2 separate regions of the Mus musculus genome follow, and region 2 is linked to region 1. Evidence: chromatin loops called from intact Hi-C (ENCODE). Cell type or tissue: heart. All regions are shown on one strand. Each heading gives the region's core, and the rest is flanking DNA. Links, peaks and the distances in the headings are about the cores only. Region 1 has its middle 81 kb from the start of Gm35440. Region 2 overlaps Gm35041 (a long non-coding RNA gene).

Region 1 (8,712 bases), core at 497-8,496:
GGGGGGGGATGCAGGAAATGTTTACTTAGTCTTAGGGACAGTGCTACTACATTCAAGGTAGGTCTTCTCTCTCCCATTCGCCTTTCAAATGCCCTCATAGCTATACCCAGACCTGAGCCACACTAATACTGCAGGAGTTTTTTTAAATTCAATTAAGGGGATGAAGCTGACCATCATACCTCAGGAGCAGCTTGAAGAGTTTGGATTTCTTGGAGCAGATTTTGCTTCATTGCCCTTAGCTTCACAGGATGCTTGATGGGTATCACCTCCCAGCGAGAGGGGAGTGAGTGTTGCAAGGCTTTACTGAGATAATACCTGCTGGGTTCTGAATCTTAGAATCCTCACACTCAGGCTTCAATATAAAGACTTGGCTTTGAGGACAACAGGACTGGAGGCTAAAGACAGGGAAATGACGGAAGCTCAAGGCACAGATGGCCATGCAGGGAGACAAGTCGACAATAGGATCTGCTGAGTTGGTGGCTGTCTGAGGGACGGCAGGAAGGAACAGTTGAGGTGAAGAGCCTTGTGTCAGTCAGCTTTCTGTCACAGTAGCTTCTTGCTCGAGATGATCCCTTTAAAAGGAGGGAGAGGGGCTGGGGGTAAGGGGGCACTTGCTGTACAAGCATGCAGACCTGAGTCTGAATCCTCACCTCCCATGTAAAAAGCTGGCCATGGATGCCCTGTGCCTGTGGGACAGAGACGGGCAGATCCTGAGTGCCTAATGCCCTGACAACGTGGCCAAAATGACACGTTTTTGATTCAGTGAGAGACCCTGTCTCAAGGCAGTAAGGTGGATAGAGATAACAGAAGATACCCAACACCATCCGCAGGCCTCTATGTGAATATGCACAGGTACAGGTACCTGCATCCTCACATGCACTGCCCCCACATGCACAATAATTAATAAATTAATTAATTAATTAATTAATACGTAAATGGAGGAAGGATTCATTTCTGCTTATCTTCTCAGTCCATGGCTACCTGGGCCCGTGCTTTGTGCTTATGAGATGACACAGTAAATCACAGCAGATGCAGTAGGCATGTGGTAGAGGCGGTCTTTCAATTTATGGTAGCCAGAAACCGAGGTGGGACGTGTCCCTTTGAAGGTCGATGACCTAATTCCTTTCCATTAGCTATCATCTCTCCGTAGTACCTCACGTTAGCAATCACGTCATCAACACACGGCCTTTGAGGGACAATGTAAGATTCAAGCCACAAGAAGCATTGGCTGTAACTTCTGCGACCTCTGAGAGAGTTCAATGCTTAGCCTCGCCTCCAGCCTTGCTGGCTGGCAGTCCAGTCTCAAAACAGCTTCTGTAGCCCAGGCTGCAGTTCAGACTTTGCTCAGCAGCTGTAAGGGGCCACTGAGGATCTTGGTAAGAGACTAATTAAACAGTGCTGCCCTCAGTTCTGCTAGCCAGGCAGCAAGGCCCTACAGTGAAGCCACCATGGCTCTTTAGCAGCATAGCTGGCTCCCATGGGGAGGCTATAAAGACCCTCTGCTGCATCCAAAGTTCAGCTCAAAGGCGTTCACATATCCTGGGTAGCTCCTCATCCTGTGGCCTCTTCCTCTTCCTTCATCCAGAGTGCCCCAGTGACAGAAGAAACAGAACAAGACCACAGGGTCTGTGATCTAGACCTCGTATGCACGATACTCCCTTATCGTAAATATCCATCTCGACTTTGCCCTTTATTGCATAACATAATGCTTATTTTCATTTAAAATCACATTAACTGCTTCCGATGAGGTGATTTTACCCAGATCTTTAATCGAAGTAGCATGCCAGGATGTCGGACTACCCTCAAGCCCGGCCTCCTGTGTGTTGTGACCCCAACAGCAGCAGAATGCCAAGCTGTAGACATCTAACTGGGAGCACCCTGTAGAACCTCAGTTGGACTTTTTGCTCGCTTCTTCCCACTTGGATGCTCTTCTCTTCTTGAGTTATCAAGCTCCTTACACTCCAAGACCCAGATGTTTTCTCTCAATTGAAAATTACCCAGCTTATTAATTCAACAGAGAACCCAGGAGAGCCCCCTTCCTGCTGGCCTCCCCAGCCTCACTCCTTACACAGAGACTAGCTCAGCTTTTCTTTGAGTAGCACTTATGCAGATCAAACAGTCAAGTGATGACACAGCATTTTGCCGCTTCTCTCTCAAAGACGCGTATTGAACAATTATGTGCGTGGGAGAGGCGCCAATAACGGAGCACCTACTCTCCTGCCAAGCTTCATAGCTGTTGTCCCCTATTCAGCTTCCTGAGAGGCCCACAGACTTGAGTTTGTGAAATGATTTGCCTAAAGCCATACAGGTACTTTGTAATAGAACCCCCTCGTCGTTCTGTTGAGGTAAAAAGCACACTCTTACCTTAAAGGAAACAAGGGGCAGTTTATTCTGGAGCTATTTTGAGGGGCCATGAGAACACAGATTTAGGTTAGCTCCAAATTCTATGTCCTAACGTGGAAGCGGTTTCATGAAGTTTTATAGTTTTACTGAGCAAAGAAAGTGGGTATAACCAGAGAGGTGATTGGTGACTCGCTTTTCTGTAGGTTTGAGATGTTCTCTGATGGCATCGGTAGCTTTTGGGTTGGTGGAAGCTAATGGTTTGCTAAGTTAGTAGATTCCAAAAGATTTTTAATCTATTAACCAAAAGATGCTAGTTCTGACACAATAAAAGGGCAAGGAATGATGGATCCAGAGGGCTAGAACTAGCCTCAGAGAAGGTAATTAGCCCCCCACCCCCACCCCCAACCTGACCTGTCACACTGCAGTCTCTGTACAGTACTGAAATTCTAACCAGTCAGCCAGTCTCTGCAGACACAGCTTCTTCTCAGGAGTTTCCGTTCTCAGTTCTTATCCCATTGTTATGGAACCCGACTTTGGTGTGTATGCATGTGGTGTGCAGAGGACGATGTCAGGTGTCTGACTTTTACTCCCTTGAGATAGGGCCTCTCACTGAATCTGGAATTAGGTGTGGCAGCCAGTAAACCCCACTGATCTCCGGTCTCTGTTCCCTATAGCACTGGGGTTACATGTGACAATACAACCTCTCCTGGCTTTTTACCTGGGTTCTGGGGATTCAAACGGGTTCTCCTGCTTGTGCAGTAAGCGCTATGAGCAGTTAATTCACCCCACCCCACCCCCGCCCCCAGCCCTGGAATTTGATTTTGAAGCCTATTTTTGTCCTTCTGGCTATGTGAAGGTGCCAGTGGCTCCTCGTCATCTTGTGAATTGGAGCCCACTACAACACTCTGTCCACAGGCTGAGAGTAACCACTGAGGGTCTCTGAATGCCAAGTGACAAGTGGGATCCCTGACAGCATGGTGACAGCAACCTAACAGCTTCCAGGATAGCTCGAGGCGGGTCTACTCTTCTTTTCTCCAGTCCTTACACATCACTCTGCCAACAAGAGCCAGAATAAAGGATGCTTTTTAACTACTTAAAGAGTTGAGAGGAGGCTTGGGACTCTCACCAGCCTTTCCAAAGAGAATAGGAGGGACCAGTTCAGCTTTCTGCACACGCAGGTCTAAGTCTCCAAGCTGCTCACATGCGCCCTCTGCAGGGCTCTGACAGCCTTGCGGAAGGAAGCTCGGCTGTGGGCCGCAGTGCTTCAAGAGCCCCCTCAGAGGATTTGTACCCCAGTCTGGCTCCTTGGTCTCTTTTCTCTCAGGAATTTCCCAGGTCTTGGATCTCCAGACGCTGAAACTCCTGGTCTCCTAGGCTGGAGGAGGTCTGCTAGCAGGAGTGAAATGCTCTCATACCTTCGAGGTCTTGTGTTTTGACCTTGACAGGGTTTACTGACTTGGATAATCAAAAATTAGATGTCCAAAGTTCAGAGTACCCAGTGCCTTTTTTTCTGTGCATGATGCCACTGTCTCTGTTTGTACAATTTGAGCTCCAGATTGTGATGTTATAAACGGGGGTGGGGGGTGGGGGGAAGGTAGGTCTCCTCTCTTTGCTTTCCCTTCCTGTCTGCAGCTGCACGAACCCCAAAACCTCTTCTTACACACACACACACACACACACACACACACACACACACACACAGAGAGAGAGAGAGAGAGAGAGAGAGAGAGTTGTTTTAGTCAGCAGCACAACTCCAGGAAGGAGGAGATAAATCAATGTTTGCTTAAGGAGTTAAAAAAAACAAAAAACTCCCCCTGGAAAAAACAAAATGTGATTTTTAAACTATCAAAGCAGGCTTTAGGAATCACAGAGGAAACTAAACCCTGGAAGCTGGTGAGTGGTACTGGGTACCACCAGACTCCCTGGGCTGTGATTAATCACCAGGTGCCATCTCTCTCCACCTGGCTCCCGCTTCCCTGCTATCCCTGGTTGGTCACCTCATCTTCTTCTGTCCCTGTGGGATCCCTGATCAGCCCACAGAGAAACAATTGAGGCCTAATGTTAAGATAAGATATACCCCCCACCACCACCACGTACACACACACACACTAGCTCTAATTTTAATTTTGACTTCAGCTCCTCATCATTGCTGTTTCTGTCTAAGATGTGACTGTGTCCCTGCTGTGCTGGCAACAATAAGCATCAACATCCCAAGAGACTTCTGGGATTTAACAGTGCTTTGTTTTGTTTTTGTGTCTATAGACAATGTCTCACTATGTAGCCCAGGCTGGCCTGGATCTCAATATCGTACTGTATCCATTTCATCAGTGCTGGGATTAAAGGTGCATTCAACAGCATCTGGCTTTAAGCACAGCTTCTTGCTATTGCAATCTAATTTTTAAAATGTCATGAGAGCCAGCAGCCTTCCTACGTAGACCTGGGCTTCCAACATGGTGTCAGTCTTGAAGCTTCCCTCTGATCAGACCTTCTAAGAGCAAAGAGCTAAATTTAGAAGTAAATAAAATAGAAGAGAAAAGAGGAAAAAATATCTATCCAAACAGGACATGTGACGAGGTGATTTTAAAAAGAGAGAAACCTTCTTCCACTGAGAAAACTTCCCAAATTGCATGTTTTATAGGACAAGAGCAGAAGCAGGCTCAGAATTAGGAGTTCTTATTGAAATTTTAAAATGAATACACATAAACGAATATGTATATATGAATTTCATATATGATTGGAACATAAACACATTCTAAAACATAAATATAGACTCAAAGAATACTCATAAACAAAACACACTCTCATAGCCATCACTCAAACCAGGAAACAGAATGTAAATGACACAGGACACACCAGGAGTCCTTTAGCCATGGCAGCCATTGCTCTTATTGACCAAGTTTGAGCTTTGTGGCTTTGTGGGAGAATAATCCCATAGCATGGACTCCTTTGTGCCTGCCTTCTTTTGTTTAACATTCTATTGGTAAGAGCAAGTATGGTTTATTCATTTTTCATTATTGTGCAGTATTCAACTGCCTGACTATATCATTGTGTAGCTAGTCTACCACTGATGGACTTTTGGGCAGCTTCTAGTCTGGTTCTTGTGAATAATGGTATTCTCAACAATGTAGTTTAGTCTTTGAATTCACATGGAGGCAGATCTAGTAGTGCTGTTATAGGGTCATGGAAACACACACACACACACACACACACACACACACACACACACCACACACCACTTGAGGTACTGACAAATTGTGACCAAAATAAATGAATTTAGACTTCTGGTAACCCCACACCCAGTAGTATCAACAGTCTGTGATCAGATAGGGGTAGGACACTTCGTGTTTGTCATTTAATCATCATTTCTCTGATATGCCAACATTAAATACTTATTTCTAAACTTGTATACTGTTTAGATAGTCTGTCATGGGATGTGTCTGTTCAAGCATTTTACCTGTCTCTCTATGGCTTTCTGTGATTCTCTTATTGACTTTGGGGCTTATGTGTCTGTAGAAGGGCATCTAGTTGGTCTGTTCTTATTGGTATTTGCATGGCTACACTTGCTGCATTGGGACTCCTAGAGGAGTACAGCCCAGAGCTCACTGTGCCTCAAGTCTGACCTGTCACTGAAGAGTTTGGCATCTTATTCTTCAGTCCCTCTTTATATTACCATCCTATACCACAGCCTGGCATGGTGGGGAAGGATCTAGTGGAATTTCAGTCCTCATTCCTTGATAGATTTCCATAAATGAGCCTGAGAGAGCCGACCGAGCTATTTGACAAAGTGCAATTGCCTCTGTCCAGCTCTACAGATCCTTGTAGGGGACTGTACTGCAGCACAGCCTGGCTGTGCTCTCTCCCCCTACCACCCATGGTAACAAGCAGCAACAAATTGATATTGATGTCGCCTCCTTCCCTGCCTTACAGTAATAGCCAGGCCTCCGTTTATGTCAGAAAATGTGAGCTTTCCACCCCACACCTGTTCTGGGATTCTGCAGCTGCCATCGTAACTGATAGCTTCTGTTTTAAGAGGAGAAAGAGAGTGGGGCTCAAGCATTTGTCTCTCTCTGCTTCTGGACTGTGGACGCGATGTGACTACGAGGCTGTCTCCTGCTCCTGCCATTGTGCCTCTGCCACCATGCCTTCCCCCACTGCCAGGGACTGTGTCCTTTTTAAAACCAAATCCCTCACTAAGCTGCCTTTGTCAGGTATCTGATCAATGAGAAAAAGCGAAGCATTGGATCGGGCTCCAAGCAGCTGTGACCTGATTCCTAAAGGATGAGAAACTTGCTTTGAGTTGGCCTTCGTCTCTAGGGTCCCAGTGCCTACATGCTGACTGTGACGTGAAGTCCAGTGTAGGATGTCCATCCGGCCACATCAGGGCTCACCCCGTTTCAGACTAGGGGACTAGTTCGGATCTCATATTTGAGGACTGTGGCTGCTCATCTTCTGCTTAATGTGAGATTTAGCTACAGCACAGTAATACCAAGCTGATTTTTCTTAAACCATCAGCTTCCATCTAACCTATATTACTGGGTCTTAGTGACCCGTGGCCTGGAATTCTTTATGCAAAAGGTATCTCTGTGGTCTAGATAAACTCTTGTGCTCTGGCATTTCCCTGCTTTCCCGCTGTTTCCTCCGTAACCTTTTACTTCCTTTGTTCCTTCCCAGGTCTAGCAGACCTTTGTCACCTGGACAGGATCTGCTTAGACAGCTTCCAGACCACATCAAGAGATTTTAATTTCCTCCCAGCTTTGTTAGCATTTCACATTGTTACAGGTCAAAACACAGGGGTATTGACGAGGAACTAAGAAATGTCACTAATGTGGATCCGGAGCACTGTGATTTCCCTCCCAGTACTTAGAGCAGTGTGCTATGCCCCTCGTCCTGGGGAGCTTAGCCCAGGACTGACCCCCTTCAGCTTCTTTCTGCCACTGCTGTTAGGAGGGCTGTCACCCTAGGCTGGGACATGCCAGTGCATGTTAGATTTGGTGAGGGGACTGCACTAGTGGCTGCTACGAGTCAAAGAAAATTCTCAAAGACTTAAACTCTATTTCCTAGTGATGAGAATTTACTCATTCAGAAGGCATCCATTCTTTTGTAGCCCTGGCTCCTCTGTTTGATTCTTTTACTCTTTCAGGGGCAAGTATGAAGATAGTAATAGGAGTGGCAGGATGGAGCTGTTGACTTGTGTCTTCCCATTCTCTAGCATCATAAATGTAACGAGGATAGAGCAAGGGCAGGCAGTGATGGGCAGGGGCTTCAGGGCACAGGATGCAGTTGGTTGTCATTAGAAACAACTAATACTTTGGGAACGTCCTCTTATTTGGGCTCCTGGGTACTACCCTGAATTGAGTTTCTCTTTTGTTCTTCTCAAACACTTGCGTGCTTTCAGGATCAGCCCCAAACCCCTTTCTAAGTTCACTAAGAAGGTCTCCGCCATTCTCCCAGCTATAAATGCAACCTGCCACCACAAGCCTCCATTTCAGCCCTGGTTTTTCTTCAGAGCTACAGAAAGTGTATCCATTTGCTCCTTGATCTGTTCACTTGGCAGTTGCATTGGTTAGTGTCTCATTACTGATGCAAAATGTCTAAAGTGCTCAGTTTAGAAATAGGAAATGTGTCGGACATTGAGCACTCTGGAGGCAGAGGCAAGCAGATCTCTGAGAGTTCAGGGCCAGCCTGGTCTACAAAGCAAGTTCCAAGACAGCCAAGACTACATAGAGAAACCTTGGCTCAAAAAACAGACAGACAGACAGACAGACAGACAAAAAGAGGAAATGTTTACTTTGTGTATGGCATATATATGTACATGTTCATATGTGAACACACACATGTGTGTGTAGTTATATATGTGTGCAGAGGCCAGAGGTAGATGTCTTATTTTCTTAATTGATCTCCACTTTACTCTTTGAGACAGGGTCTCTCACTGAACCCAGAGCTCACTATTGGCTAGACCAGCTGACAACGGGCTCCAGAGATCTATCTGCCTCTTCTGAATATCACATCAGCACTGCGGTTCCTGGTGTGGGGATCTGAACTTAGGTTCTCACGCACAGCAAGCGCGTTACCCACTGAGCCATCTCCCCAGACCCCAGAAAGGTTTCATTCACAACTTTGGAGGTTTCAGGCCATGATCAGTAGGTTCCATTGCTTTGGAGCCTGTGGCCAAATTGCAGACCATGACCAGCCTGTACAGAGGAGCCTTCTCCTATCATGGTGGTTGGAAGCAAAGAAAGAGGAAGAGCAGAGCTGGGGTCTGTAAATGTCTCTGAGGGCATCCCCCATCACCTAGAGTCTTCCCTTAGGCCCCACCTTTTAAAGGGCCAAGCACATCCTACTAGCACTATGAACTGGGGAACAAGCTTA
Region 2 (8,712 bases), core at 553-8,552, 670 kb before region 1:
GCATGCCAAGCTCTTTGCTGACTAACCATCTCTCTAGCTCCTGCTCCAATTTCTTGTTACGGCATATTATGCTCCAGAAATATATGGTGGCTTTCAGTTTCCCCCCAAAGTATAATCCTAACGCCCAAGATTCTTTCTCCCTCCACGTTTCTACTCCCTGTCCCACTAGCCTGGCTGACCTTCCCTCCTATCAAACAAGAAGCTGCAGTTTGGAGTTCTAGCGTGACTCACTCGGAGTCATAAATTCTAGCTGTGAATAATGGCAGAATTCAATTGAATTTAGACAATTGAATTTCATTGAGTGACTTCAGCCCTGCTTGTCTTTTGGTTACACAGTACATCTTATTTTTCAATAAATATTCTCACCCCTAGTCATCGAGTGTCTAAGAACTGTGTATACGTGTTTTAATAATTCACTCACCCAAATTTAATATCAACGAATTAGGCATGTTAAATAATGGGAGGTAGCCCAAAGTTTAGGGACATTCAAGAGACTTGCTGAGTTCTTATGGATCCCTGGAGGCTACCTCAACTCCCTATCTCCTTATTCCAATGTGGAATATACTTTAAAAATGTCACTGGAGAGAGAACAAAAGGTATGTCTTGTGTTTTGGTCCTCAATTGGTGGGCATAAGTTCAGGGAGGTGTTGCAGGATTTGAACAGAGCACATTGGAGTCAGACTGGTCAGCTACGCACACTGAGAAATGATTGGATCTACACAACCAAACAATGGAAGCAATGTCAGGTGAGAGTCATTGAGGTCCCAGGGCAGAAAGACTGTAGTCCTTTTGTTTGTTTGTTTGTTTGTTTCCCCCAAGACAGGGTTTCTCTGTGTAGCCCTGGCTGTCCCGGAACTCACTTTGTAGACCAGGCTTACCTCGAACTCAGAAATCCACCTGCCTCTGCCTCCCAAGTGCTGGGATTAAAGGCGTGTGCCACCACTGCCTAGCGACTGTAGTCTTTTTTTCACCTCAATTTAATCTGCTCACTTGTGCCTATAATGTTCAGGGTAGGGCCTGGGATGGAATCCTGGCTCCTCTACCTTCCAAGGTGGGTGACTTGAGTAGGTTCCTTATGCAGTGGGTTTCATGTTCTCCAATGCCCAGGGGACCTGTGCCCAAAAGCCAAGTTTTTATGACCTCAGATGACTTTCCATACCCAGAGAAGGCCTGAAGGAACCAGGCAGAACTGGTTGGCGCTAAGCCATTCTCTTTGGAGGTAGAAGCCACAGAGATTTCTTCAGCAGCAGAGAGGGCAGGGCGTGAGGCTGCAAGCCCTCAGTAGGCATTCAGGAAAGGAGCACTCGTTAGTGCCACTGTCATCTGGTCGGAAACATCTCGTCTGGCAAGATTCAGCCACAAGCTTTTTAGTGCATGTAGCCGATCCAGGGGGCTTCCCTGTTAGAACGTGTTCTCCCAAGAGTGCATTTAAAGTGATGCGAGCCTGTGCTGTCCCTCCCAAAGGGTTTGAGCTCTTGGGTTCTATCCTTCTCTATGGCTGAATTGGGATATTGGAGAAGTCAAGGCTGAGGTCAGGTGTGTGTGTGTGTTCACTGTTATTATCACAATGAAGGAGAGGCTCAGGCACTGCATGTGTTCTTGTGATCTCTCTCTCTCTCTTTCCCTTTCCCTCTCTCTCTTCTTTTTTGATACAGGGTCTCACTTATATCTTAAGTAGGCCTCAACCTAGCAATCCTCCTGCCTCCATCTCCTAAATGCTGGAATTGTAGGTGTGCATCACTACATGGAACTCACAAAGCAATTTCTGATAGCCAAAACTCCACCTGATTTAGGGCAGACACAGGACACTTGGTAACATTGATAGAGATGTTTTGTAGATACAAATTTGCATTGCTGGTCTACCTGGGCATCTCTGGAGTTTCATAGATGATCCATAGGAAAATACCTTTTCACAGGTCCATTCTTTTTTCCTTTCTCCACCCCCCCCCGCCCCCTGCCTTTTTTTTTTCTTTTGTGAGACAGAGGCCTCAATCTGTAGCCAGGCTAGGCTACCCCAGAACTTGTTATGGAATTTACACTGGTCTTGAACTTGGTATGGTGTTTCTCCCTCCTGGTTCTGGGGTTACAGCCATGTGACATCATACCTGATCTCTCTTATTTTTATAGATATATTATTTACATTCATACAGGGAAAATGTTCCTGCTAGGCTTCAGTGGCATGTTCTGTACTTGTGGCCACACAGATGGTCACAGTTAAAAATCAATGGGCGAGAAAACCAAACAAAAAGGCCCGAAAGGGCCGGGGGGTGGGGGTGGGGGTGGGGGTGTTGGAGTGGGGGATGGGGAGGGCACGGACTAAGCGAAGGTGAAGGATGAGAGGAAAGAAAGTATACATATGTGAAATTGTCAAAGAACAAATTTAATCAATTAAACCTATTCCTGGTAAAACATCCCAAGGGGGATTAGCCGTGGGCAATTTAATTTTTCATATACTCAAGTGCATTTTTCAAAGTTTCCACAATGATTATAAGGAGAGGTAAGAAGGAATAGGGATGGGGGGAGAGGGGAGGAGAGAGGGGGGTGGGGAAGGAGAGGGAGAGAGAGACTGCCTAAGGTCTCTCTTAGGTAGAAAGGTAATGTGTATTCAATACTCTGATTCCAAATTTTTCTCTGTGTTCGCTTTCGCTTGGTTCTCCCTTAAGTGTGTTCTGACGTCCATTTCTGTCAAGACTTCAGGATTTAGCTCAAAGAGGGGTGGGGGGGGGGAGGGGGAGAGAAGCTCTGGCTTGTCTCAGCTTGTCTTAGCTTGTCCTTAGCTTGGTGGTGGTTGTGGCTGAGAGCGAAGATGGGCCATTTTCCTGAGATTTAGTTGCGTCTATGTAGTCGAAGGCCTTTTCCACACTCCCCATGGCGGATCTTGATGAAAGAGGCAGTCTGTGGTTCTAAACTGTTCTTGACTGTTCATGGTGGAAAATGGATGCATACCGTACCTCTCAGGGTGAACCTGAGATGAAATACCTTTAGCGGGCAGGAATGTTTGGGGCCTCTAGGTACCTCATTAGCCTGCAGAACTCAGTTCTGGGCCTAGGTGACCATAGGTCACGTTTCCTTAAATGGGGAGTGTGGCACGTGTTCAAGGCCCGGAATCTGACAGGGAGTGGGGAATCGCCTAAGTCTCAGGTGTGTACCCACCGAGTCTCCAGGTCTCAACCCGCTCTACCCACCAAGCTTCCTGGCACGGTTTTACCTCCCACAGATTTCATCTTTCTCGGGGGTGGAGTCAGGGGAAGATTGAGGTGAGTGAATAGCGCCTCCAGAGGGACATCTGAGGAGATGCCAACCCTGGGGTGGGCTGCTGATCGTGGGGTCATCGTACCTTTGGCTTTGTGGTTTGGTTCTCTGTACCCCTCACCCCTGACCCTGGAATGCCTTGATAGCTGAATAGACAGCACATGGTGAGTAGATCTGGTCTCTTGGGCTTCTGGGAGCTGGGTTTTCTCAGCCGACTTGTTTCTATAGTTGGAAACTGCTCCCCGAGGCTGTGACTGGACCCATGTACTCCTTCCTCTGGGGCAAAGGCAGGCTCCTCATCCACCCGAGCAGGATAAAGTAAGAAGGGTATGGGTCAAGGCCGGCCATATTTTTCACATCAGGAAGTCTTGGGGTTCCTACAGAGACCCCTGCTGGGATGGGGCTTTTGCACTGAGGCAGGTTTGTGAACCAAAGGAGAACAGGGAATTGGGCACTGAGGCAAGGAGGCAGAGGGCAGAAGGAGGCTTGCTTTCCGAGATGTCACAGTGTCCCCAAGTCTCCTGTCCAGCTGGTTAGACAAGAAAAAGACAGGGAAGAAGGAGTGACAGGAAGGAAGGAGGAGTGATGGGAGGAAGGAGGAGTGACAGGGAGGAAGGAAGAGTGACAGGGAGGAAGGAGGAGCAATGGGGAAGAAGGAGTGACAGGACAGTGAAGAAGATCTTTGGGTGGGACAGAGCCTCCTGAGATGGTCTAGACTATATGCTATAGAGGATATTCCAACTGGCATTCCTCATTTCCCATTTGGAGTCAGTTTTGCTGGAGTGAGACTCACTTGTGTCTACTCATGAAAGTGTCCCAGTGGTAAACATTCCGGAATTCAGTTGAGTGAAAAATTTCATTTCTCCTAGAGTTAAACAATAGTTGGGGCTGGAACGGTTGTTCGGAGGTTGTGACACATACTGCTCGTGTAGAGGACCTGAGGTCAGTTCCTAGCATCCTAGATAGCTCACAACTGCCTGTGCCTCCAGCCATAGGGAGATCTGGTACGTCTAACCCCCAGAAACAGCTGCACTCATATGCACACCCCCACCTCCCACACACATACACAGATAAAAAAAAAAGAGGCAAGTTAGAGCATGTTAGGGCTAGCTTCTGCAGCTTGCGAGAGGTCACCTGCAAAATCGTCAAAGGCTTGTGAGTCATTATGTTTGTAGCTGGTGATTGGCCATGAGGATTTACACCACAGACATTGGCAAACAGAACAAATTAGGACCTAGCCCTGCTGGAGCCCTGGTAAATTCGAATTTACCAGAATGTTCTATGACACAGAATACCATTGGCCTCATGGTTTGAGTTCGCTATGGTTTTTGAGAAGGATGACGCCGGTGTCCACTTTGAGCTTCATCTCTGATGTTATAAGGGCTGAGTACGAGATTTTGGTCTACACTATCTTAAATGAAATCTAGGTCACCTTGCCTTCGGTTCTTTCCACTTCCCTTATCTTACACATAAACGAGAGAGACCAAGGCTGATGAGGATGGAATCTCCTGCATCTGGTGTCCCTAGTACCCTGTAGCAGCTGCAGCAACCCCTCTGAGCCAGTAGTATGGGGATGTCTGAATTCTCCTAGATGCCAGCAGAGGGCACTATAGGACCAAGGATGGGTCAGTTCCAGCTTCTAGTTGTATACACTCTCTGGGGGTGCTGGAGGGGGTGGTGGTGGTGGGGAAGCCAACCAAACAAAAACTAATTTGAAAGAATTAGAAAGAGGCCGAACTGAACTGGTAACTTTTAGGTGAGGCATCAATTTAAAACATTGCAGCACTTGTGACCATAGTAAAAATCTGTAGCACTTGGCAATTTACAAGCCCTTATGCCCACACCTTTTAAACCTGACAACCCCCTGCACAGGTGTAAGTGTCGCTGGGCAGCAGGAGATGCTGGTGTGTGCTCAGGAGGTAGAGGGTCTGTGGGTCAGTCCTGGTCCTGCCACTGATTTTGGACAGGACACAAAAGATTCAGATTGCTTTTGGGAAACTGACACACAACAGACACACACACACACACATAGTACATACATCTCACACACACACACACACACACACACACACACACACACACACAGCACATATAACACACGGCTCTGCATGTACCAAGCACTCAGGAGACATTAGCAGTTGCTTATTACAGATACAACTACACCAGGCACCTGAGCTGAGTGTGAAAACGAAGCCCCAGGCCATATCATTAGTAAGGGGAAAGCCAGAGCTGAAGCCCCACCTCTTCTAACTGAGGGTTCTTGCCTCTGGCCACCAGCTGTCTCCCAGCTGTCACTGTCACAGCTTCCAGCTGTGCTGACAATTCTGTCCCCCATGCTGGGGTACTTGGGGACTCCTTGATCTACCACCCATGTCATTAATTTGCTTAGTAACTTAATTTTCTGAGAGCCCCCCCACAGTTAATGTCAGTCAGCGGCTGGCTAACTGTGCCTCATGATCTAAGTCTGAATGCTCAAAATGAGCTCCATTTGCTGCTCCGGACAGTGTAAGCCTGGTTACACAAATTCAAATGACCTCAGGGCCAGCAGGGGGTGGTGTAAAGGGATAGTGGAAATTCTGGGCCTTCTGCCACGAAGTCGCCACACAAGCCTTGTTAGCTGTTTTTCCTTCCTTCCTTCCTTCCTTCCTTCCTTCCCTCTCTCTCTCTCTCCCTCCCTCCCTCCCTCCCTCCCTCCCTCCCTCCCTCTCTCCCTTTCTCTCTCTCTCTCTCTTTCTTTCTTTCTTTCTTTCTTTCTTTCTTTCTCTCTTTCTCAGTTACAGGCTTTTTTTTTTTTTTTTTTTTTTTTTTTTTTTTTTTTTTTTTTTAGTGTGTGCATGTTCATACAGGTATATGTGTATGTGTAGCTAAAGATCATATTATATGTGTGTCAAGGTTAGAGGTCAGCTTTGCTGGTTGTGTCTCACAAGCCCTTCACCTTGCTTTTTGAGGTAAGGTCTTATGCTGTTCTGGGGCTTGCAGACTCAACTTGGCTGGTAGGTCCCAGAAATCCTCCTGCCTCCACATTCTCAGCTCTGGAATTATAGGTCGCCTGTCACCATACACCTGACTTTTTTCCCCATGGGATCCGGGGGCTGAGCTTCGTCACTGAGCCATCTCTCAGCATCCCCACCCTCTTCACAATGCTTTTCAAGCACAGAAATTATGTACTGTTATGTGAAATAGCTAAACTGATATCCCCCCCTTTTAAGCTTTATAAAAGAGACCATGAAGACCCAAATACATTATGTTAGGGCATACACATAATGCGGCTACAGGCTAGCAATCACTGTGCAAGCCTTGGGAAGGGAAAGGAGGGAGATTTTCTGGCTACCGGCACCATTCCTAGGGTCAATAAAAGCATTCTACTTCTGTGTGGAGATCTTTATCAAAGCCAGTGAATTTTGTCCAATTGGCCATTTTCTCCCTTTAGCTGAGCTAAGGAGTTTTGCTCTTTCTGAGGGAATCAGTCCCTGTCCACGCAGTGTTGGAAGTTTCTGGATGAAGAATTAGCATGCTTAGAATCTGCTGCAACCTGTGGAGCAACTAGGCAAACTTCAGACAATCCCAACCTGCTTCCCTCACCCCCAACACATACAGTACACACACCACACACCACACACACAGTATACACACACACACACACACACACAGAGTACACACACACAGTACACACACACACACAGAGTACACACACACAGTACACACACACACACACACACACACATACATACACACACACACACACACACACACACACACACACACACACACACATTCTCCCCTCTACAGAAACCTGCCTAGAGGAGCCATCCCCACTCTGAGTACTGGGCCAGGAGCCTCATTGCTGACATGTAGTAGTTCCTTTCAGTTCCAGTTTCAATTAGGACCTCATTCTTGCTTGCTCTTTAATACTCAAGACACATAAAGCCGGTACCATAGTCCCTGGAGTGAGTTAAAGCTTGTATCCAAAGTGTGTCTTATGGGTTAAGATCCAAATACCAAGATGGATGTCAGCGTAAGGAAGAACTGTGGAGCATGTCTGTGAGTGATAAAGGTGGAGAGCAGGGGTGGGTGGCAACAATGTGGCCCCGACCAACACTTATCACAGAGAAAGAGGTCAGAGTTGGAAGAGCCTTAGACTATCTCAAGGCTCTAGAATGTGTTGGTCTCAGGTCCCCAAGGCTTGCTGTGGGTGTCTGGGCTCTGCCCATGGAGAGAAAATCTTAGTGTAAAACCTGCTGGGATGCCATAGGTGTCTCAGCCAAGGCTTCTGTCTGCTTCTCTTCTGTTTGCCAAGGACCTGAGTTCAGTTCCCAACAAAAAATGAATATGAATATTCACGGCTGGCAAAATGGCTCAACAGATAAAGGCACTTCCTTTGTCTTTGATGAGCTGAGTCACACCCCTGCGACCCACATGGTAGGAGAGTTAAGTGACTCCCACAAGTTATTTCCTGACTTCCAGAGGCACACTGTGGCACATTCGTACCCATATCCGTACACGATTGAATGTGATGAATTTTTTTTAAAGGCTGCATCCACAGAAAGACCAGAGAAGCCTAAAAGCCTTCTTCAGTGGCTGGGGTGGCTATATGGTGTTCTTGCAGCCAATCAACTGGCAACAGAAGTTAGATGAGGGCTTCGAGGAATGGTTTGGTTTTGGTAGTAAGAAAGTCAGAGGCTGCTGGCCTCCTTTTCCTGCTTTGAAAAGCTGTGACCCGGGAAGTCCTTCTGTGACCCTGATGACAGTAGGTGGGTTCTTGACAGCACTCTGGGAGTGGTGTTTACGCTTATTCTAGGTTACTTGTTGTCTGAGTGGAAATAAAGTTGTCTCTATTTTCTCTGTGTGAGAAACAAGCTACCTTGTTGGAGCCTCTATTAGCTGACTTATGCTGCTCCAGCCCCAAAGTCAAAACATCAGTGGAACTTAGTGGTGTGACAGAGAGCCCAGATGTCCCTGGTGTCATCTGGATCCTGCCTGGAACTGTGTCTGAGACTGGCCCACAGCCACAGCCTTTTCATGTATCGGCTATGGAGAGTTTTCACTCCTTCCAGGTAGCCGACGTTGGGCTTTCTGTTGCCTGCAATGGAAAGGCTCAAGGTACTCCTGATGATCCCGTTGTGTGCTGTGTAATTGATGTGGTCAATGATAAGCACATTAACAATCATGTTCTTTGTGCTGGCTAGCTTTATGTCAACTTGACACAAGCTAGAGTCTTCAGAAAGGATGGAGCTTCAGCTGAGAAAATGCCTCCATAAGACAGGGCTGTAAGCAAGCCATGTAGGGCATTTTCTTAATTAGTGACTGGTGAGGGAGGGCCCACCCACTGTGGGTGGTACCACCCCTGTCTGGTGGTCTTGGGTTCTATAAGAAAGCAGGCTGAGCAAGCTAGTAAGCAGCACCCCTCCATGGCCTCTGAATCCACTCCTGCCTCCAGGTTCCTGCCCTTGCATTTCTGTC

The links. Hi-C counts contacts between places; a loop is a spot of excess contacts. Peaks named below come from ENCODE experiments on the same cell type or tissue, not always from the same donor. Only the 100,000 strongest peaks of a DNase experiment are listed, where the experiment ranks them.
Region 2: a loop joins it to region 1, with 8 times the contacts of the local background. A loop is called at or near these places in 33 of 42 quality-filtered maps.

What each region holds. Positions count from the first base shown.
Region 1 is chr12:77,664,462-77,673,173 of GRCm38, forward strand. No RefSeq gene overlaps it. Among named protein-coding and RNA genes, the nearest start is that of Gm35440, 81 kb to the right of the region's middle. In heart, for the core only: a CTCF peak has its summit at 3,558 (motif pointing left); no DNase peak of the experiment used is centred there; H3K27ac peaks cover 781 bases; H3K27me3 peaks cover 2,617 bases.
Region 2 is chr12:76,995,408-77,004,119 of GRCm38, forward strand. The region is part of intron 1 of Gm35041 (a long non-coding RNA gene); the gene reads left to right. Among named protein-coding and RNA genes, the nearest start is that of Gm35041, 27 kb to the left of the region's middle. In heart, for the core only: CTCF peaks have their summits at 4,832 (motif pointing right) and 5,792 (motif pointing right); DNase peaks (open chromatin) are centred at 4,844 and 5,734; H3K27ac peaks cover 282 bases; H3K27me3 peaks cover 1,711 bases.